2 separate regions of the Homo sapiens genome follow, and region 2 is linked to region 1. The links are chromatin loops, found by intact Hi-C in ENCODE. Cell type or tissue: IMR-90. All regions are shown on one strand. Links, peaks and the distances in the headings refer to the core of each region. The heading gives the core; the rest is flanking DNA. Region 1 overlaps ZNF608 (zinc finger protein 608). Region 2 has its middle 62 kb from the start of ALDH7A1.

The links. A loop is a pair of places that touch in the nucleus more often than their neighbours do. Peaks named below come from ENCODE experiments on the same cell type or tissue, not always from the same donor. Only the 100,000 strongest peaks of a DNase experiment are listed, where the experiment ranks them.
Region 2: it touches region 1 in a loop (10-fold over the local background); 3 of 110 quality-filtered maps call a loop at or near these places.

What each region holds. Positions count from the first base shown.
Region 1 is chr5:124,726,723-124,738,627 of GRCh38, reverse strand. The region is part of intron 2 of ZNF608 (zinc finger protein 608); the gene reads left to right. Among named protein-coding and RNA genes, the nearest start is that of ZNF608, 14 kb to the left of the region's middle. RefSeq lists enhancers at 589-1,198, 4,831-5,403. In IMR-90, for the core only: no CTCF peak of the experiment used is centred there; a DNase peak (open chromatin) is centred at 2,307; H3K4me3 peaks cover 1,308 bases; H3K27ac peaks cover 1,658 bases.
Region 2 is chr5:126,526,874-126,538,778 of GRCh38, reverse strand. No RefSeq gene overlaps it. Among named protein-coding and RNA genes, the nearest start is that of ALDH7A1, 62 kb to the left of the region's middle. In IMR-90, for the core only: no CTCF peak of the experiment used is centred there; a DNase peak (open chromatin) is centred at 6,898; H3K27ac peaks cover 202 bases.

The DNA.
Region 1 (11,905 bases), core at 32-5,031:
AAGTCATGAGTATAATTGAGTTTCAATGCAGTTTAAACTCTCTGCTTCTTGAAGGAAGATAATTGCCACATTGAACACACTCTAGAGGTGTAGAAGAGGTGGCAGGATCATGTTATTCTATTCTTTAATATTAAGCACTGGAAGTTTTTCATAGTAATTACTGCAGCACAACATAGTTTTGATTGCCAGCACTCTGAACTTGCCAGCAATCTGAACATCAAGGGTTTTGCTTGAATACAAAACACTTTATTCCTAAATTACTTGTATTACATTCCTGTGTTATATGGAAGTCAGAACTAAGGAAATACTGGGCTATCCTTGTTAGCAACATCTTAGGGAAAATAACCCTTCTTCGCTAGGATTCTTGTTGATAAATGATCATAATACTCTCCTAATGTAGTCATTGAAGATTAAAGGGATGGAGAACAGGTGAGCTCCCTGCCTCAGTGATGACTTAGACTGTCATTAGAGAGTAAGTAATATGTGTATGATATTGGTGCCCTGTAACTGGTATGTCATAGGTGTGTGTATATAAATGTTGTAACTGCATATACAGATGTTGGATTGGGAGTATTTAGTTAGTATGGGTTTTATTCTTTAAAAAATGTTCACTGTTGGTTTTACGTTCCACTCTGTTGCAGAATATATGGACCTCTCCCTCTGTGTCTAATTCTTTCTCCCAACTGCAGTTTCACTAGTGACTACTTGCTCCCTGTCACAAGTTCTTTTTAATTTAAGCTCAAGGTTTTGGCAATGGGAACAAAGCCTTTGCAACTGAATGAAAGGTTGTTAAACTATTCATAGTTGATTGACCAGCAGTTGGGCTGTTTGTAATGTTATTTTGAGAGCTCAAAGGATATGCAACCTCTTGCATATCCAAAGTGAGACTTTGCTCCTAAAGCTGAATTTTGCATATTTGCTAAATTTTTCTTGGAAATACCTTTGGGAATGTAGTAGAAAAGATGATGGGTTTTGCCTTAAGAACTGAAATGATCACAAAGCAAATACTTATATTTTGCTAGGTCTGTGGGCCTTGAACCACAGGGATCCCATCTGGTATTCAGAAGGCTTTTCCCCCCAGTGAAACTAAATGAAAACTTAAAGGTATATATTGTAACTGTAATAAAGAACTCAAAGGAAAAGGTGTTTCGGTTAGAACAAATAGGTTTGAAATGATGAACAAATACTTCTGTGGATTTTTCAAAGCCACTTACTCTTCTTTCTCATTTCCACCCCCCGACCTAGTTTGAATATCATTCACTGTGACTATTCCAACCCAACTACTGAGCTTTCTGCCTCCTGGGAATCCTCATTGTCAGCTAGCACCTTAAGAAAAATGTGTCTGCAGGGACATTTAGGCATATTCCAATAATGCCACATGAATGTAGCTTTTACAGTTTAAAAAGCAAGTAAAAATATATTGATTATATTTTGTGTTGTACATAATGATTTCAGAAAGCAGATATTTAGGTTGTGGAATTGGCTTATTATGCTAACCAGAGAGCAGATGGCATGGTGCCACAGACGTATAATTTTACTTAAAGGGACTTTTAAGGTTTTGATGTGTTTTCTTTTCCTCTTATTTCCCTGATGGCTTCTTTTCATTGAAGGGTAACTTAAGGAGACCTGGTAGCAATTTTACTGCCTTCCCCTGACAGTTTGAAATAATAGCTTGGTCTTTGGTTGCACTGATCTTCTACCAGTCAACTCGATTCTGGTTTTTGTCATGTGGCAGAGAATTTTTAAAAAAAGTGTTAGTAGTATGTTTTAAGAAGTGGACTCTTTTATATGCCTCAATTAGCAACAGACGACAAAGTTCCAATTGGTCACACTTTCATAAACTCCTGGAAGTCACTGTTTGTCCTTTTGATTAAAGAAAACTCCTGGTTTAGTTTCTTAGGAAAAGCACATCTGGCCCTCTGGCCGCTTTTGGTATACCTTTTTGTCCTTCGCATTAGTCACTGAAGGTTCAAAGGTTGTGTCTAAGTTGTTCCTAGTTAGGTTAGAAAATTTTCCCCATGCTGGAGGAAATGTACTTTTTTTTTTTTAAACTACACTCATCATGTGTTTGGATTCAGCTGGCATAAAAGTACCTTTTGTTTTTGTACCTAGATTTTACAGTTTTATCCATTATTCACCTCACACATCATCAGGATGAGTTGGAAAGCATCTTCTAACTTTTTTTTCCAAAGCGTGCATAGCCAGACCAGTTTACTTCTGGATTTCCTGTCACTTCCTTGGCTGATTTTATGGATGGCTCATGTTAAAAACAACAAAAATGTTTGAACTGGAAGGGTTGAAGCCTTGGGTTTTCATTCTTCATGGAGAACTGTTTATTTGTGTGTGGTTCACCACAGTACATGGATAATGCTATCAAATCTGTGCTTTATTATAGGCTTATGACTAGCACAGCCGCACTTTAGTTATGTGTTCCCGTGCTTTAGTTATTTGCCAATTCTTTTGTGATGGAAATGAAATTAGAGCTGAATCTTTGCAACGAAGGGGAAAATAGGCACAACAAATAGAAACTATCCCTTGAGCCAGTTAAGAAGTAAGCAGTGGTGATTAAACATGTTTTTTTTTTTTCAAAATAAGTGAAACACAGAGGAAACTACTTCCTTTTAGCTTTTCTGTGAAGTTGTGTGGAAGATGAGCTCAACATTTTGAGAAGTGGAGGCTGCAGCTAGATTTTATCCCCTTGTATCGTTTGACATCTTCAGTAATTGAAAAGCGATTCGTATTCCCAAATTTTTAAACTTCTCTAAAGGTGTAATTTGAGTTAAGTAATATTGTTTGTTTCTGCCCCCAAAAGGGAGCAACATGATGTTAAAACAGAGCAGTTGAGCCTCTCCGCATCCAACTCCATTTGGTCAATTGTCTCCATTTACATTCCCTGCCCAAATCTTTCACCAGCCTTTCCCATGATGCCGCAGCAGATGCCAGACACTGAAGTAGAAAGGGAGCAGCTGTTTCCAAACATTACTCCATTGCTGTATTATCCTCCACAATCTGCTTTCTTTTGCTCTCCCCTTCCCCCATTCTTAAAATAAAGAAGCCTTCTCTCCCTTTGACTTTTGCATCCTCCAGTTTATCAGTGTGCAGGTTTTCTATCTTATCAGTCGCACTGGTTTCTTCAGCAGGTCCCTTTATTGTTTTCGCTATGGGAGCAGATGGAGGGCCCTGGGCTCCTGGGGGCGTGGCCGCTGGCACCTCGGGCCCGGGGCTGCGCGTTCCCGACGGGGCGGCGGGGGCGTGCAGCCGGGAACGCGCCCTTCTTCCCGCCAGGGACCCGTTTATGGCCCTGAGCGCTGTAAATCTGTCAGCTCTTCACGACGCCTTCACCTCTTTCTTCATTTGCTCCAGCTTCTAGTTTGACAACGTTCCCCTGAGGCAGAATTCTAATCTGCTTCCAATTAGTTGCAAAATGTGACTGAAATTTCCACATTATGACTGCTGTTTTACTTGCACGCACACATCTAGAAACAAATTAATGCTCTTGAATATTTATTTTTTGAGCCCTTGGATTTACTTTAAGAGGAAGAGTTTCCAACTGTTTGGAATGACTTCCAGGATTTGCATTTTTTCCCGAAAGCCGAATATACTGGGTACATTAAAACAAAACAAAGCAACTATGGTTGCCCCCCATCACTTAATAAGACTTTTCCATCTTTTCAAGATTTCCCAAAATGTATTGCATATGTTTAAGTAATGCAAATAAATTTTGTAGTATTTCTAAAATAAAACAAGGATGTTTGGCTAAGGAACGGTCCCTATGCAGTGTTTTAATAAAAGAGAAATATACAGACACATTTCCTTCTAAATATAGTTTAAGTATACTTTGGCCAAAACACAAAGACTTTTGTTCCACACGTTTAAATTCTTTCATTCAATATTCAAAAGCTGTAAACCCAAATAAACGAATTGAGTGATTAATTGGCTTGGCACAAATCTAAGGGTAGCATTAAATAAGTTACTGTGGGCATTAATGTGTACCCAAGTTTTTGTGTAGGTCTCTGGAGCACACCCTCCCTCAGCGAGCGGCTGGGGTGGTTGTACTGAGATCAGTATAGTAGGTGGGTTCCTGTGACTTTGGTCTTCCCAGTCCCTCCGTACGCCAGTGTTAGGAGAATGGACCTAGTTCTGGGCTTCGGGGTGGTTCTGTATAGAGGGTGATCATCACTTATCACCCCAACTCCATTTCCTCTCTTTCAGTGATTTTTTTTAACAAAGATGTTGATCCCCCTGATTATATGTAAATATTAGAGTTGTTTAAATCTTGGTTGCTGAGAATGTCAAGTTAAGACAACCATTTTATTACTTGCCTTAAAGACTGCTTTCTCAAGTACTGGAGAATTTTAGTACCAAGGCAGTGGATTAGTATTTGTGAAAAGGTGCTACTCTTAATGTAAACGGCGAAATTTACTGGTGCCTTTTATAGTAGAATTTAGTCCTCAAGCATCTTGGCAGATTGATATCAACAGTAATAATGGGCTTTAAAGAGGTGTGAAGGATTTTATTGATGGTAAAGTGGTTATGTTGATCGCATCACTGTGTATTAGTTTCTGAGTAAGAACTGCACATGTAAATGGATGCATGAGTTTTTTTTAAACATCTTTATCATATATAATCATAAAACCCTATATTGATTGATTTCTAATGCTCTTTTATGTGCCACTTTGAATCTCTAATCAGGAGGTGGAGAATTTATTTCATTTTGTTTCAACAAAACCTATTCAAAATTATTTCTTAGATATATAGGGTATATGTTATTTAAATGGTTTTCTAAAAACTTATTTTTAGATATGCCAGAATTCCACAAAAGAAGTCGGAGTGCTCTTTGTATTGCTTCCTTTCTTCTTACTCAATGACTAGTAGTAGAAAAAAACAGCCAGATTGAAATCCTTAAAAATTTAAAATGTTGGGCCTTCAGATTGCAGAGACCTCCTGGGTTAAAAAAATGAAAAAATTAGTGGCCCTGTAGTGAAATGCTCACAATAGCAATGATTGTGGTAGCCCCTCAAGTCCTGGGGTTCACTAATTACCCTTTAATGAGGTCAGTCTGCCCCGGCTTTTTCCCTACCTTGGGAGGAAAAGCACACAAGACAGTTGGAGTTCAAGTGGATCTTGCTGTATTTGCAACTTAGCATAACTGCTTTGAAAGCCCCCAGGGTGCTTAATTGGGGCCTGGGCATTTTTGTTTGGGGAGAGACTACACACAGCTCCTCATTGTGCTTGTAGAAGCCACTGTGCATCTTGGAAGCATTACATGCTTTTGTTGATGGTGCATAGTTTTATAAACTCCAAATGAGCTTATTGCTTTTTAACCATTGGGAGAGCTAAATAATGGAAGAACCTAGAAGTCTTTGGGTTGGGTAGCCGCCAAACAGAAAAAAAAAAAAAAAAAAAAAAAGAGAGAGAGATAGAGAGAATGAATGGTTTAATTGGAGAGCAAACCATTTGTTTGCAGATTAAGATTTACTTGGTCGCCAAATCCTATGGATGAGGTGAAAGAATGAGGCCGTAAGGTACAGAAATTGAATGCCCAGTGTTATGTTTTGTGATCATGCTCAGCTGTTTTTACCCTTTTTTTTTTTCACAAAGAAGGCAAAAGAAGAATGAATTGTTTAATGGAGAGAACTGCCTAGCCAAGTGCATCTTTTAAGCTGTATAGAGGGAGGGAAGAAGGTGGGGAGGCAGATTATTTCTGTGCTCCCTGGTCAGGAAGCAAAACTCTCAAGGTTCTTTTAGCTGAGAGAGGGGCTAGAAGACTTGCTGAATCTTCCTGTTTGCTCACTTAAGGAGGAATGGTGGTGGTGGAGCTAGGGAGTAAAAAGTAGAAGAAAGGTGTGTGGGAAAGAGGGTGGTTGGGGTAGAGCTTTTGTTGCAAGGGCCCTAGACAATGCATTCTCTTGAATAATTGGGACCATTTATAGAAATTCCCCATGATTTCATTAGTTAGTAGCCCTGTTTCTGAATAGAAAGGGACTCTCCAGCAACAGCAGTGAAGTGGTACAGCAGTTTTGGAGGGGGAAAAGCAGTTGCCTGGCAGCCTGAATGTCAGTATGTCTTTTTTTTTTTTTTTTGAACAAACAAAAAAACCCCTTTCCTAAGGACTAGAAGACCAGAAATCATGGCATTTGTCCATGTTGTAGTTGCAGTTTGTCCTTCTAATCTTATTGTGAATAAATAGGTTTCTGGAAAGACCTAGCATTATTTTCTAGAAGTATCATTCTAAACACTCCTCAACTCACTGTTTTTATTTTTACTTTAATCTTGGGAGTGAAACCCTTTATCTTAATCTGCTCTTTTGTGTATAAACTGTCTCTCTTTTTGATAACTCAGGATGCATGCCATGAAAAAGCCCATTTCTTCTGTAACATTAAAATCATTTGTTTATTGATGCATATTTGATACATTGAACTTTTAAATATCTGAATTGGCTTTAGGTGATCTTGTTTTGTTTTTCTCCTAGCTTTAAGTTCTGGTATTATTTATTATTTTGGTATCATGATCCTTTTGAAATGGCATGATTTTTGAATCCAAATAATGGCTGATAGCTTCATTTTATAGATCTATTTCTTCTGAGGGGCGGTGAACAAGAGGATTGTAGGAATTGGGGAGCAAAGAGAGTGTAAAAAATTAGGTCTAAGTAGTTTCAGTTTTGTCAAACTGCTACTTACTTTTTAATGTGCCATTGCTCATTCCTGATTCTTTCCTGTTAATATTTTCCGTATTAGTGAGGAAAGAGACTGGATTTTACTTCTGTTAATGTCTAAAACTCCAAACTTTTTTTTTGTTTTTTGAGATGGAGTCTTGCTTTGTCGCCCAGGCTGGAGTGCAGTGGCACGATCTCGGCTCGCTGCAACCTCCGCCTCCCGGGTCCAAGCGATTCTCTTGCCTCAGCCTCCCGAGTATCTGGGATTACAGACACCCACCAGCACGCCTGGCTAATTTTTGTATTTTTAGTTGAGATGGGGTTTCACCATGTTGGCCAGGCTAGTCTCGAACTCCTGGCCTCAGGTAATCTGCCCGCCTCAGCCTCCCAAAATGCTGAGATTATAGGCATGAGCCACCACTCCTGGCCTAAAACTCCAAACTTTTAAATCTTGTGTCAGTTGGCTGGGCGCGGTGGCTCACGCCTGTAATCCCAGCACTTTGGAAGGCTGAGGTGGGCGGATCACGAGGTCAGGAGTTCGAGACCAGCCTGACCAACATGGTGAAACCCCGTCTGTACTAAAAGAATACAAAAATTAGCCAGGTGTGGTGGTTCGCACCTATAACCCCAGCTACTCAGGAAGCTGCAACAGGAGAATCGCTTGAACCCGGGAGGCAGAGGTTGCAGTGAGCTGACATCGTGCCACTGCACACCAGCCTGGGCCACAGAGCGAGACTCCGTCTCAAAAAAACCCAAAAAACAATAACACTGCCATAGTCACTAAGTAGACTAAATTTGTGTAAACACATCTTTTTAAAGTTATAAAAAAAAATCATGTCTTACCAGTAGGAAAACCTGCAGATGCTCACCTACATGTGATTTCTTTGGTTGACTGAATGCTCAGTCTAGGTTTACTTAGCAAACCAAAACAAAAGTGCAAAGATAAACATGGCTTCTCTTAATATTTGTGACAGCCTAGAAGCTTTGCAATCTTGAAATTGCTCTACAGTTTTAATCCTTCCTGGAAAGAAAGCTTTTTACCAAATTGTCAGTGCCTCCACTCTATGAATGCTTCTGAGGATTTAAAAAACAACCCCCCGAAATACAAATTTATTTCAGTAAGTTTAATATGTGCTCACATGTAGCATAAAGAATGGAGAGTAAGTGCTGAGCTTTCGGCCCCTCACAATTTAATATTAACAAGAGTTCTTGTCTCTTGCTTCTCCTCTCTAACCTGTTCTGTATACTACAGACGTGGATCCTTTTTGTTGCCCATATAAAATGTGAAAGGAAAAATGCCAACCTAAGACACTCTGAAAATGATTTCTATAAACCTGTTTACACCAAAGTCTAATACTCTCTATCTTAGCTCACATTAAAGGCTTAAAGTCTCCTTTGAAACACTAGCATTTGCATCCGTAAGCCTGCTATAAATTCCTGTACATTATTTCCTTGTAAAAACCAGTCTTTTCCATTTACCTGGAGTCAGTACATCTGCAAGAGTTACTTCCAGCAGATAATCCTGTCTAGTTTTAGACTGATAGAAATTTTGTAATATCTATAGCTATATACTGGTGATTGGATGACAACACGAAATCACTTGCCCTTGTTGGATTTCAGCTCTGTAAGTATATTGGGTCTTAAACATGTTAAATTTTCCTTTTTTGACACTTAAAGTAAACTCTGAAGAGGGTGGAAGCCTTTTTACACTTGAAAAATCTAGAAAATGCCCTATGTATTCAAATCACATTGTTGCCAGTGTTTAACACATAAACACAGATCTCTTCAAATCACTTGTGCATTTGGTGAGCAGCTTGCCAGCACACACCAGTAGTAGGAGGAAGTTAAATGGTGGTGAAAAAATAGGTACTGTTTTATCTTTTGTCTGTAAAATAAATTCTGAAAGCTTTTTGAATAATTTTACTTTGGATTTGTTGTTGCTTCAGGATCTAAGGAATAATACTAATTGTACAAATCTGTGCAGTGAGGTGTAGTTGCTTCCATGTTATTTGAGCCTGAATGTGCGTGCATAATTGGAGAGATTATTGGAGAGAGAGTGTTTTGCTGTGGTAGATGTGGTTTAAATCCTAGCACTGAGCATAGCATTTACTTTCTCAGCTTACCCACAAAATCTGTGACTAATTTAGTGAATGTGAAGATTTTTGTCCAGATGGTTAGGTTTAATTGTAAAAACTGGAAAGATTTCAAAGTACCCTTTGGGGGAGTGTGGGAAACAACAAGTAAACAACAAAAAAGAAATAAAAGTAACCACAGATCACTAAATATAGCATATATGTATATTTTATATTTATAAACACACATAGATATATATACTTAAACATATACACATATAGAAGTACAGTATTTACAGTCAAGGAACAGCTTAAAGAATTTGTTGTAACAGCACGAACCAATACAACCTACAAGAGGAGTAATTTTTAATGTTTAAGGATTTACTATGTTCTGTTCTTAAGTGTTTCCTAAATGTGAGTGTTTAGCCTCTCCCGGGCTCAGAATAGGTTTCCGCTCCAGTGTGATACCACTTTGCTGCCACTCGCTATCCTTGGTTTAGGGGCATTGTTAGGTACCTCACCAAACATTAGGGCAAATGTCCCTCTCACTCAGGACCTCCATTGGCTGGTCTTCCTCTCTGGGATGCTCTTGGAGGCCTGGGCTAGCCTGTTCTTCCCAAACTGCAGCTGTGAAGCTCAAAGACGGAGTAAGCTTGTGAAAGGGACAGTGAGATGGTGATCAGTGTGCTGTGTCAGGACGAGCCTTCTTTTAAAACAGCATCCATTTCTTCTTCACACTTCTTGCATTTGATGGCCATGCCAGAATGAGTACGGTAATCAGAACTGATGCTTTTAAAGCGACTCAGGGACCTCCTCCTTCTGGTTGCTTCCTGTGCAGATGAGCGCTTAAAGGGCAGAAATTGGTCTCCTCCCCTTTTGTAAAGTTAGAATACTGCTGACCTAAATCTTGGGCCCATAAATTAGCTTTTGAAGTTGGTGGGCTAATAGGGTTCTATAGTGAATTTTATTTATGTTACTTGGAATTATAAGAAGAGAAAGAAGAGTGATGTGTCATGGGGTTTAGGAAATAGGACAGAAGGTGAGGTTATGGGGCTGTTGATAAAGTCCGCATTGTTTAAGTGGGTGGGGTTTATGGTACTAGAGTCTACAACGCAAGCAACATGGATATATTTCTTGCACTAGAGTGGAAATATGCCCAAATATTTATAAATCAACATATTTAATAATATTCAGGAACTATAGAGAATGAGCTAAATGTATATGTATTTATCATATATCAATTGCTGTCATATTTGATTATTGAGTCTTCAGCATTTAAAAATGGCTAAGGAACGAGTTTGAGGTTGTCTTGCATGGTAACGAAGATAAGCAGAAGGCCAGACATGTTGGGATAGTGATTTTCAGATTATGGAAAATCTGCGTAAGATAGGTCAAGAGAAGGTGCTTCCTGTGGAGGAGTGAGTACTGTACATGTCTGTGAGGCTATTATTATTGCCAGCAGCATGGGAGAGCTAGATAAACAAAATGTCAGCCACCCCAAAGCAGAGGTGATCTTTGCTTTGATCCCCTTGGCTAAATTCCTCCTGAAAATATCTTTCTGATATGTTCCTATCCACCTAAAGCCTATTTTTTTCTCCATTTATCAAGAGCTTTGCCCTCCAATACCAACCTATTGAATGACCCTTAAGGTGATTTTAAGATAGCACCTCAATCCCATCGTGAGTCGACTTTTCAAGACCAAGGTATGGAATTCAAAGGTAGGGACTGGTCTAATAGGAGGAGAGGCATAAGAGCTTTCCTGGTGTCTTAAATCACACCTTTGGGCAGTCATCTCTTCTGCCTATTTGTAAAGCTGTGTTTGGAGAGAACCTCCTTTACAGATGTTTCTTAAGATACTTGGGGCCCGGCACAGTGGCTCACCCCCTGTAATCCCAGGACTTTGGGAAGCCGAGGCGGGCAGATCACCTGAGGTCGAGAGTTCGAGACCAGCCCGACCAACATGGACAAACCCTGTCTCTACTAAAAATACAAAATTAGTCGGGCATGGTGGCACATGCCTGTAATCCCAGCTACTTGGGAGGCTGAGGCAAGAGAATCGCTTTAACCCGGGAGATGGAGGTTGTGGTGAGCCGAGGTCATGCCATTGCACTCTAGCCTGGGCAACAAGAATGAAACTCTGTCTTAAAAAAAAAAAAAAAAAAAAAAAGGATACCTGGAGCTGGCAACAAGATACAACTGATGAGGCTGAAGCTGTATCTGATGTGTGTGGTTTTTTTTTTTTTTTTTTGGTCTGATTTTTTTTTTTAAGGGACTTTTATAACTAAGAAGTGAAGTTCAATAAGGACCTAATAAGAAAATGAGATCTTGAGGATTGATACCATCTTGAGAGTAGTATATATGTTATATATTTCTTTTTTCCATATTTGTTAATATCTTTTTACATATACATTCATTTCTAGAATTTCTGCATATTTCTAACATACCCAATGAAATTGATTTGAGAAAGAGAAATAATAGAAGTAGTATGCATAAACTGACAAAGATACTGTGAGGGCAGCTATACAAGGTCAAGACCAACTGGAATCCCAAGGACAGAAGTCAGAAAGATAATGGATGTGATAAACTCAGTACAGCCTGTATAAGCAGTGATACTTTTTTATTTCCTCTGAAGCCTTGACTTGGGGAGAGGAGAGGGTTTTAGAGTTGACAGAGCACAGGGTTGTGAAATTTTCTATTGAAAATCCTGGCACATTTAGAACACAGTGGAGAAGAAATTTACTGGAGGAGATTTGCCCACTTGTTGCAAAACTCTGTTGCTGTCACTGTAAGACCTTTGGTGCTAGGAACTATAGGTAAAGGGATGAAGTTGAAGTGTAGGATCTCACTGTGATTTTGAAGCTCTGTTACAGGGTAGAGGCCTGTGTTAAGTACAAGCTTGAGATGGGAGAGAAAGAGCAGATACAGCAACTGATGCTGAATTGAGAGAGGATCCAAAGCCCGGAATCCCAGTTGGTTGGATGTTTGCACTTTTTTTTTGTCTGGAGATGCTTCCTAGTCTGTTTCTTGACCGACTGCACATGCTGTTAAATCCACTCAGGTAACACATATGTGTTGGGCGCACAGCCCATGTCCAGATTGGACTCGGAGTTGGGCAGAGGCCAGGTCATGCAGGGCCTTGTAGGCCATGGTAAGGAATTTGGATTTTAGCTTGAATGCG
Region 2 (11,905 bases), core at 4,593-9,592, 1.8 Mb before region 1:
GAGAGGTTGAGTAACTTTCCCCAAGTCACACAGCTGATAAATGATGGGGCTGAGATTTGAATCCAAGTAGCCTGGCCTCATAGTATTCTTGTGAATGTGAATAGTGTCCCTGAAATAGCAGAGTTCTTATTTGCTCACCTTCCCTGTCTGACTCTTAATTGTTGACTTTTCCTTTTTTTTGCAGTGTCTTTTATTGTGACATAATCGTAACTTAAAGAAAAGTTGCAAGTACATAGAACTTTTCCCCCTAAATTATTTGAGAATGTTGTTGATCTGATGCCCTGTTACTCCCAAATGCTTTAGTGTATATTTCCCACAGACAAGGACATTTTCCTGCATAACTACATTACAACCATCAAAATCAGAAAATTAGGATTGATGTGTGTATTAGTCTGTTCTCACAGTGCTATAAAGAACTACCTGAGACTGAGTAATTTATGAGAAAAGAGGTTTAATTGACTCACAGTTCCACAGGCTGTACGGGAGGTGTGGCTGGGGAGGCCTCACGAAACTTATCATGGCGGAAGGCGAAGGGAAGCAGGCATGGTCTTCACGTGGTCGGAGCCGGAGGAAGAAAGTGAGGGGGGAAGAGCTACACACTTTTTTTTTTTTTTTTTTTTTTTGAGACGGAGTCTCGCTCTGTCCTCCAGGATGGAGTCCAGTGGCGTGATCTCCGCTCAGTGGTGCGATCTCTGCTCACTGCAAGCTCCGCCTCCCCTCCCGGGTTCACGCCATTGTCCTGCCTCAGCTTCCCAAGTAGCTGGGACTACAGACGCGTGCCACCATGCCCGGCTAATTTTTTTGTACTTTTAGTAGAGACGAGGTTTCACCGTGTTAGCCACGATGGTCTGGATCTCTGACCTCGTGATCCACCCACCTTGGCCTCCCAAAGTGCTGGGATTACAGGCGTGAGCCACCGCGCCCGGCCGCGCTACACACTTTTAAACCACCAGGTCTCTTGAGAACTCTATCACAAGACAGCACTATGGGGATGGCGCTAAACCATTAGAAACCACCCATATGATCCAATCAGCTTCCACCAGGCTCCACCTCCAACAATGGGGATCACAATATGTAAGATTCGGGTGGAGACACATAGCCGAATCCTATCAACGTGTTACTAATATCTAATCCTCAGATCCCGTTCAACTTTTGCCCCTTGTATGTTGTCATATCTCTTTAGTCTCTTTTAGTCTTCTCTTGACTTTCATGCTTTTGAAATTACACGCCACTTATTTCATAGATCATCCCTCGACTTGACGTTTCCTCATAATGTAATTCAGGTTGTGCATCTTAAGCCCTACACTCACAGAGAAACACCGTATTCTCACCTGCATCCTACCAGGCAGTGTGTGATGTCATTTCCGTTTGCCCATACCAATGATATTAACTTTGATTCTTGATTAAGGTGGTGTCTGCCAGCGTTCTCCCCTGTGAAACATCTCTTTTACCCTTTGTAAATTAATAGGTCTTTGTGAGGGGAGATACTTTGAAACTATGAACCTGTCCTGCTCTCCATCAAACTTTCCATTGATTCACTTATTTATATTTGTATGTACTTAAATTTTTCTATTTTATCCAATGAGTTATAATCCATTTATTACATTACTTACTTTGATGCTCGAACTAAATTTTTATATCCCTGATTTGGCCAGCAGGACTCCCTTCAAGCTGGCTTCACTGTCCTTTCAACACGTTCCTGTCCTTCTCTGAGCACTTCCTTTCTTTTTGGCACAAGATGTTCCAGGTTCAGTTTGTACTTTTCCTGCCCAAGCCCTAGAATCAGCCGTTTCTTCAAGGATCCCAGGTCTTTTTTGGTAAAGCATCATGTTTATAAGCCAGAGTCTAGTGTAGGGATGCCTGTTGATGTGGGCATGTCACTGCTCCCAGGCCCTTGCAGCTGGCAGACATTTACATCTACATTTATTTATAAATCTGTTTATATGGACAAGTGTGAGTTTACATAAAACTTCCGAATCCTATCCAACACCACAGCGTTCCTTTTTAGTTTTCCCTTTCACTATCTGCAACTCTTGTCTCTGATGAGAAACCTGCCTCACTACCCTTGATGCATTTTTTTGTAGATCACTCCTTGTGTATCACTTATCTCCCATCTCATGAGGACGCCCTCCCCACCTCTCTCCGGTTCTGATGGTGCTGGACTTGTCCTTACATGAGTGCCCTCATCACCTAGTTGAGGCTCTGACACCCATGTACAGCTCCTCTACGTGGAGGCACTCTTCTCACCCATCTAATGGCTTCAGGACTGAATTGTTTGGGAAGAGAAGAGGTAGAGAAAGAAGAACTGATCTTTCCTTAAATGCAGAATTTTGAGTCAGAATCAAAATAGTACTTGACTGCCCCATGCTTGCTCTGGGGCAGAAAGGAGAGATGCCTGGACTTAAGCTGGAAGAGTGGAATAGGAGGAGTGGGCACAGGTCCCGGAGGTAGAGCACCTGCATTCCAGGCACAGCTCTGTTTCTAAGGGGCCAAATGATCTTAGAGAAGTAATTTGATCTCTTTGTGCCCCAGCTCTTCCAATAATGAATTGGACCAAATCTAAATCAAAGACTGGTGCCCTATGGCCAAAATTGGTCTAAGTGCTTATTTTGTTTGGGAGTCAACTTCCTTTCTTTCTTTCTTTTTTTTTTTTTTTTTGAGACAGGTCTCCCACTGTTGCCCAGGCTGGAGTGCAGTGTTGTGGTCATGGCTCACTGCAGCCTTGACTGCCTGGGCTCAAGTAATCCTCCCACTTCAACCTCTCAAGTAGCTGGTACCACAGGCGCATGCCACCATGCCTGGCGAATTTTTGTATTTCTTGTAGAGATAGGGTTTTGCCATGTTTCCTAGGCTGCTCTCAAAATCCTGAGCTCAAGCAATCCACCCGCCTCAGCCTCCCAATGTGCTGGGAGTGATACAGAGAGGAGGCAGGGAGATACTGCGTAGAAGAGGGTGGTTCCCTGGCAAAGTCCCCACCCTGAAGCTTGGAAACCCACGGCCCTAAATGGGAAGAAGCATTCCTGTTTTTGTGCCCAAATGTTGCTTTTTGGCCCACCATGCCCCCCATCCTGTACCCATATAAATCCCAAACCTCAGGCTCCACGAGCAGAAGAGCAGAGGAGCATAAGAGCAGTGCAGCAGAGAAGGAGAGAAGGGAAGGAGCATCTGAATGTTGAGAGGAGTTTGCCTGGGGATGATAGGAGAGGAGATTGGCTGTGGGTCTGCCTAACTCCAGGGGAAGATCATCTTCCCACTCCATCCCCTCGCCAGGTCCCCATCCATCCCGCTGAGAGCCACCTCCATCTGGCAATAAAATCCCCCTCATTTACCATCCTTCAATTTGTCCGTGTGACCTGATTCTTCCTGGATGCCGGACAAGGACCCGGAGAGGGCACTGAGCTAGTTAACACTTAAGCCATCTGTGACGGCAGAGCTAAAAAAGTACTGTAATATGCCCACTGGGGCTTCAGAAGTTACAGGCACCCACCCCTAGATGCTACTGTGGGGTCAGAGCCCAGAAGCGCTTGCCCCAGCTCCTGCGTGCTCCCCCTCCTCTAAGGGGTTTGAGTGCACAGTGGCCGAACAGATGAGCCACATTCGGTCACACGTCTCTGAGGGGGGTCAGGGAACTCTCCCATTTCAGGATTATAGGCGTTAGCCACTGCACCAGGCCAGGAGACAACTTTCAAAAAAATCAAATTTAAGTTTCTTTAGTTGGAGGCTGTGCACTCCAATTAGCCCTAGATGGGTGACAGCTCAGACCATCTTTCCCAACTTTATACATTTCTCTCTCCAGGCTAAGTTACATTTCAAGCCTCTTCTAGCTCAGCATGGCCTCTTCTCCATTTGCTATGCTCTGGCTCAGCAGATTCTTAATCTATGGCACCAGGCCTGTCAAGAGACCTGCATTTGATTCCCAACTTTTAGCCAGGAAACACTGGGAACACCACATCTGAGTGTGTTGCTGCTGCTGGCTTGGGTGGCCAGGTTTTATTCCCTCATTTGGCCCTGCCCACATCCTGCTGATTGGTCCATTTTACAGAGTGCTGATTGGTCCATTTTAGAGTGCTGATTAGTCCATTTACAATCCTTTAGCTAGACACAGAACACTGATTGGTGAATTTACAATCCTCTAGCTAGAGAGAAAAGTTCTCTAAGTCCCCACTCCACCCAGGAAGTACAGCTGGCTTCATCTCTCAGTGTTATTGATGGAAGCGCTTAGAGCTCCCTGCTTTCTGTGTGGAGCTGGTCTAGGCCTGGACCATCCTTGGGGCACTCATTTAATTAAGCGAGGCTCAGAGGTCTGGACTGATGGGTCACCCTGATTCAAAGAGTATTTCTTCAGTAAACAGGGTCTAGGGGAAACCACATAGTCTGGGGGCTAGGGCCCCGTTTGGCAGGTCCAGGGATTGAGCAAGAATGAGCAGAGAAAGGAGACGGGGCTGTGTCTTGAGTCTATAGGCTGGGTCACTGGAGGTATGGTAGGATCTCTAGAGCTGCCTCTAATGACAGCGGAGTCTCTTCAAGAAACTTTTGAAAGGGACCAAATTCTTTTTCTGATTACCTTTCTAGCTTCTCTGGCTGAGCCCCTATGCATTGGATTGACATAGACAGATTAACAAAAGAAAACAATCAGAATTTTATTAGTATGTGCACTGCAATTACATGCGGGAACACTCAGAGATGAATAAACTCAAAGGTTTGGTTGGAACATGGGCTTATAGCATTTTAGCAAAGGACCAATACATTTTTTTTTCTTTTTTTTGAGACAGAGTTTCACTCTTGTTGTCCAGGCTGGAGTGCAATGGCACAATCTCAGCTCACCACAACCTCTGCCTCCCGGGTTCAAGCCATTCTGCTGCTTCAGCCTCCCGAGTAGCTGGGATTACAGGTGTGTGCCACCTCACCCGGCTAAGTTTTGTATTGTTGGTAGAGACGGGGTTTCATAATGTTGGCCAGGCTGGTCTTGAACTCCTGACCTCAGGTGATCTGCCTGCCTCGGCCACCCAAAGTGCTAGGATTACGGGCGTGATCTTCTCAATTGCCTTCAGCTCAAAATAATCCTTATGTCAAAGTGTCATATTTTGAGGTGGCATATTCTGCCAGCCGACAGACCCAAGAACCTTGGCTAGAATGGATTGGTCTTGGATTGCAGTGAGTTGAACCCCTGTACAGAAGTGTAGAAGAAGGAAACATCTTCTAGTTGAGTTTTAGCTTCTGTCTGTTTTGAGCTGGTGAACTCAAATTGTTCACTGAATATTTAAATTCTTTGACTTTCACCTGTGAAAATCTCCTGAATGAAATGAGATATTTGATCCTATTTAGTGGGTCACTGAACATGCTTCTAACATGAAAACATTCAGCTTTGAGCTAGGAAGGTGAGCTGTGCTCACAATCTCAAACAGGGTAGGGGAGAGAAGATTTACATGTTCTGTGCCCTGTGCCCTTTCTTGGGGCCTAGAGGACACATTGACTTATCTTTTCTGGGGATAGTATAAAGGAACATCAACTTGCTCCTATTTTGTGCTGGAGAAGCTTAGAGAATCAGATGCTAGTTTTATACTACATCCCTCAGTATTAAAAGCTTTAATTTAAAAAAGAAAAAATAACAGCTGGGCACAGTGGCTTATGCTTGTAATCCCAACACTTTGGGAGGCTGATGTGGGAGGATCGCTTGAGGTCAGGAGTTGGCGACTAGCTTGGGCAACATAGCAAGACCCTGAATCTACAAAAAGTAAACAAATTAGCCAGACGTGGTGGTGCGTGCCTGTAGTCCCAGCTACTTGGGAGGCTGAGGCGGGAGGATCCTTGAGCTCAGGAATTCAAGGTTGCAGTGAGCTATGATTGTACCATTGCACTCCAGCCTGGGTGACAGAGTGAGATGCTATCTCTGAAAATAAGTGAATAAATAGATAAAAATAAAAAAGGAAAAAAGTTCATCTTTGGCCAAATGTCAACAAAGAAAATAAAAGGAGAAAAAAAGAATTAACGATTCATTGAAAATTTTTTTTCCTTCCTTGAAGAAACAATTTGTTCCAACCTAAAAAATTATGCAAAATCATTGTAATGTTTCCCCGGTGCTTTAAATCCAGATTTCAGGTGCCCCAAAGAGAGAGATCAAGTGATTTTAACCACCTGAAATGAAAAAAAAAAAAAAAAAAAAAAGAGGCCGGGCACAGTGGCTCACGCCTATAATCCCAGCACTTTGAGAGGCCGAGGTGGGTGGATCACCTGAGGTCAGGAGTTCTAGACCAGCTGGCCAACATAGTGAAACCCCGTCTCTACTAAAAATGCTAAAACAAAAATTAGCCGGGTGTGGTGGTGCACATCTGTCTGAGGCCCAAGAATCGCTTGAACCTGGGATATGGCAGTGAGCTGAGATCACACACTGCACTCCAGCCTGGGAGACAGAGTGAGACTCCGTCTCAAAGAAAACAAAAAAGATAAATAAAAAGCATCAGACAATTTTCTATAGCTTCTAGACCATAGAACCTGCAGCAATAACTCAATGAGTTTTTATTCTCATGTTTGCCCTGTGCAAGGAGCAGACCAAGAGAAGGGATTTGCCTGCCCTTGACTTTCTCTGCCATCCACCCCAGCTGCCAGGTAAATCACAAATCATGTAGTATTTTCTGTGAATGCAGGTAAGCTTAGCACCCCTGGCCTCATTCCCTTCCTTTTATTTTTTGACCTCTACATTTAACTATGACTTTTCTGGCGAACACATTGCCTTCTTTCCTCCTCAAGGGATTTCATTTTATTCTTGCTCACCGGAAGCACAGAACCACCCCAGCTGTGGCTAGTTTAGCCTTCCCAGGGCTCTCTCCACTGTGGCCTCCCAGAACTTCTAATCTACACAAGAAGCCTGCCCTACTGTTGACATTTTATAACCTATGTGCCTCTGTGACTAAATGGCTAGAGTTATCACATCTGCTCAGTCCTGCATCTTTATTAAAAAAAACCTGGGCAATGTGCCATCCTCTCTGTCCACCAACAAGATTTTTCTCTGTGAAACGCTTTCTTTAAAGTCTGTGCACAAAAGCATAATTGTTCCCTCAGAGTTGCTAAAATGACTTGAAGGGCTTGAGTTTTTTAGTAGCTTTCAGAAACAAAAGGAGCTTTCTAACTGGACAAGCTATTCCCTCCAGCAAAGGATCCTTGGCTGAACTTTGTTTACCATATTAAGCAGCATAGCGCAAGCTGCACTGTGGCTTATTGTTAAATAGTCACTACAGAAAATTCACTTCAGGGTTATTTCTGGTTTGTTATAACATGTATTTCTTTTCTCTTGTCTGTATCGCTTAATAACAGTAAGGAAGGTTACAGAAAGCTTTTTATGACCATCCTCACCCCAAAGTCAAATTAACTTCTCCCTCCTTTTGTCCCTAACAGATGCAGCGCACCCTGATTTTTTCATGTCTGTTTCACTCACTCAGTGGACGCTCTGTGAGGGCAGGACCTTGTCTAGTTTGTTCACGCTCTCTTGCTTTCCTGTGTTCATTGAGCAAGATGCCTGGCATATAGTGTGAAATTAGTTAACATTTGTGAAGAAGCAAATAAATGGATGAATTTGTGGAGGTATTGGCTTCTTTTTATATGTTTGGTAGAATTTGGTGATGGTAGAGACAGCTATTTCCTACCCCATATCCATCCCCTCTGTTCTAGGGTGGGCACAAAGCTGCTTGGAATAAAGTCAGCCTCTTCTGCCTTCTGACTGGAGGTATGGCCAGGTGAAAAAGTAGACAGGGTTCCTGAGGACTTCTAGGCATCGCCAGACCAGCTCCGAATTGCCTACCTGTAGGCTCTTAAACTTCCATTTTGTTCATTTTTTAAAAAATCACTTGCAGCCAAATCTAGTCATAACAGGTATGTTGGTTTAACATGTGTGTCTGTGAAGACCAGGGAGAGATTGGGATAAAAAAATCTAAATCCAAGGATGGATACAATGGTCCATGCCTGTAATCACAGCATTTTGGGAGGCCAAGGAGGGAGGATAGCTTGAGCCCAGGAGTTCAAGACCAGCCTGGGTAACATAGTGAGATCCTGTTTCTATGAAAAATGAAACAAAAAAAAAATTAGCTGGGCATGGTGGTGTGTGCCTGTAGTCCCAGCTACTTGGGAGGTGGAGGCAGGAGGATCGTTTGAGCTCAGGTGGCCTAGGCTGCAGTGAGCCATAGTCATGTCAACCGTACTCCACCCTAAGCGACAGATAGAGACCCTGTCTCAATCAATCAATCAACATAAATAAAAATAAATAAAATGAAAATAAAAATCTAGATCTAGCTAGGATGACCATAGAAAACCATGCCAGTTTAGAGGTGTTTAGAATTAACTAAGCTTATATTCTTTAATTTATTTCATATCTATTCAGTTACAAATGCGGGGCATTTCCCCTTTTTATCTTCTTACTCATTGGTTTAGGAATAGTAATAATATTATTAGTATATTAAAATGTTGATATATTTGAATGCATCATGCTAGGCTCAAAATATCTATGTAAGTGCAACTGGCAACAAAGCAGGAAGTTTGATACACCCACCTTGGTATTTTTTTCACTCTCAGACATAAGGGGAAGGCAGCCAATTGTGATTTTTTTATAAGTTTTTCTCCTATTATTTTTATGTCACAGAAGCCAATTTCTATTTTATCTTAAAGAATTTTGTTATTATTATTATTTTTTTTTATTATTATACTTTAAGTTTTAGGGTACATGTGCACAATGTGCAGGTTAGTTACATATGTATACATGTGACATGCTGGTGCGCTGCACCCACTAACTCGTCATCTAGCATTAGGTATATCTCCTAATGCTATCCCTCCCCCCTCCCCCCACCCCACAACAGTCCCCAGAGTGTGATGTTCCCCTTCCTGTGTCCATGTGATCTCATTGTTCAATTCCCACATATGAGTGAGAATATGCGGTGTTTGGTTTTTTGTTCTTGTGATAGTTTACTGAGAATGATGATTTCCAATTTCATCCATGTCCCTACAAAGGACATGAACTCATCCTTTTTTATGGCTGCATAGTATTCCATGGTGTATATGTGCCTCATTTTCTTAATCCAGTCTATCATTGTTGGACATTTGGGTTGGTTCCAAGTCTTTGCTATTGTGAATAGTGCCGCAATAAACATACATGTGCATGTGTCTTTATAGCAGCATGATTTATAGTCATTTGGGTATATATCCAGTAATGGGATGGCTGGGTCGAATGCTATTTCTAGTTCTAGATCCCTGAGGAATCGCCACACTGACTTCCACAATGGTTGAACTAGTTTACAGTCCCACCAACAGTGTAAAAGTGTTCCTATTTCTCCACATCCTCTCCAGCACCTGTTGTTTCCTGACTTTTTAATGATCGCCATTCTAACTGGCGTGAGATGGTATCTCATTGTGGTTTTGATTTGCATTTCTCTGATGGCCAGTGATGGTGAGCATTTTTTCATGTGTTTTTTGGCTGCATAAATGTCTTCTTTTGAGAAGTGTCTGTTCATGTCCTTCGCCCACTTTTTGATGGGGTTGTTTGTTTTTTTCTTGTAAATTTGTTTGAGTTCATTGTAGGTTCTGGATATTAGCCCTTTGTCAGATGAGTAGGTTGCGAAAATTTTCTCCCATTTTGTAGGTTGCCTGTTCACTCTGATGGTAGTTTCTTTTGCTGTGCAGAAGCTCTTTAGTTTAATTAGATCCCATTTGTCAATTTTGGCTTTTGTTGCCATTGCTTTTGGTGTTTTAGACATGAAGTCCTTGCCCATGCCTACGTCCTGAATGGTAATGCCTAGGTTTTCTTCTAGGGTTTTTATGGTTTTAGGTCTAACGTTTAAGTCTTTAATCCATCTTGAATTGATTTTTGTATAAGGTGTAAGGAAGGGATCCAGTTTCAGCTTTCTACATATGGCTAGCCAGTTTTCCCAGCACCATTTATTAAATAGGGAATCCTTTCCCCATTGCTTGTTTTTGTCAGGTTTGTCAAAGATCAGATAGTTGTAGATATGCGGCGTTATTTCTGAGGGCTCTGTTCTGTTCCATTGATCTATATCTCTGTTTTGGTACCAGTACCATGCTGTTTTGGTTACTGTAGCCTTGTAGTATAGTTTGAAGTCAGGTAGTGTGATGCCTCCAGCTTTGTTCTTTTGGCTTAGGATCGACTTGGTGATGCGGGCTCTTTTTTGGTTCCATATGAACTTTAAAGTAGTTATTATTATTATTTTTAGATGATGTCTCATTCTGTCACCTAGGCTGGAGTGCAGCGGCACAATCTGGGCTCACTGCAACCTCCACCTCCTGGATTCAAGCAATTCTGTCTCAGTCTCCCCAGTAGCTGGGATTACAGGCGCTAGCCACCATGCCCAGCTAATTTTTGTATTTTTAGTAGAGACAGGGTTTCACTATGTTGGCCAGGCTGGTCTTGAACTTCTTACCTCAAGTAATCTGCCTGCCTCAGCCTGGGATTACAGGTGTGAGCCATTGCACTCGGCCAAATTTTTATTACCTCACTTAACTTAGCTCATATAAATATGAGCTTCCTTATTTGGAAGGAAAAACACTGGAATGTTCCTATATTTCTTTAACTGGTGCTTTCCCATATATACTCATTGTCTAAACTATGCTTTACTTACCATCTTAGCAATAAAGGAACAAGGAAATTCTATCTTTTTAAAAGGGGTGATAACTGTGGGTGGCTGTGGCAATGTGAGCAGACAGTGGGGAGGTGGTGATCTATGAGCTAAGATAAACAGATTTGTGAACCATTGCTTTATGGGAAAATTCTTTTTCTTCAATTTTAAGTGAGTCATACTTTTTTTTTCTCTTCTTATAGAAATTCTCATGAAGCACAGACAGTCATGAAGTTGGGAACTTATCAATCTAGTTGGAGCCATGGGACATTAAAATAATGTTTTCTCCTCAGTGCCCCTGGACCTTGAACTAGTAGGAAGCAAAAAGCAGAGGTTTCCATTGAGTTGGGCTATTTGGGGAACTTCCATTGACTTGGACAATGGAGGTTCAGCTATCCATCAAACTATTTGCAGAGTCCAAATTTTTATGCTTCCCACTGAACCCCCAAGTCAAAAAAACCATAAATTATGTTGTACCATATCAAATTGTCATTTTAAAAAAAGTTTAAAAATAATCAAATATTGGCAGTTTTATTTGGTTCAAAGTATAGATGAGTTTTCAATTTTCATGATTTTTTGAAGAGTTAACTTCTAAAAATAGCAAGCAAGAATATTACCAGTAACAAAATGTTAAATATAGAGCAATAGTTGAAAATTGATATTTAAAAAATAATTTATATATAAGAACACTAAGGCTTGGAGAGTTTAGACTGTTTGCCCACATGCACACAGCTGGGAGCTGGAAGGGTCATAATGAGAACCTGGATCTGGCTGAACCTGAAACCCAGGCTGGAGTGCAGTTGTGTGATCATGGCTCACTCCAGCCTTGACCTCTCAGGCTCAAGTGATTCTCCTGTCTCAGCCTCCAGAGTAGCTGAGACAACTACAGGCCTGTGCCAACACACCCAGCTAATGTGTTTTTATTTTTTGTAGAGATGAGATCTCACTATGTTGCCCGGGCTGATCTTAAACTCCTGGGCTCAAGTGAGCCTCAAGCCTTGGCCACCCAAAGGGCTAGGATTATAGGCGTGAGCCACGGTGCCCAGCCTCAGCATGTTGTTAACATTAACAACCATCTTATCTTATTTTCTTGTTATGAAACAGGGCATTTGAAAAAAACCTAGAAAATATAGGTAGGCAAAAGAAAAATTTGGAGAATAAGCAGATATCAGTTTTTGCCCTCAGTCTAGAGAAGGGGGAAGTCAATAAACAAGTAAATCAGCAAATATATTGACCACAAATTGAGATATTTGAAACAAAATGCCATTAAAAAGAGAAAAGACTTTTAGAAT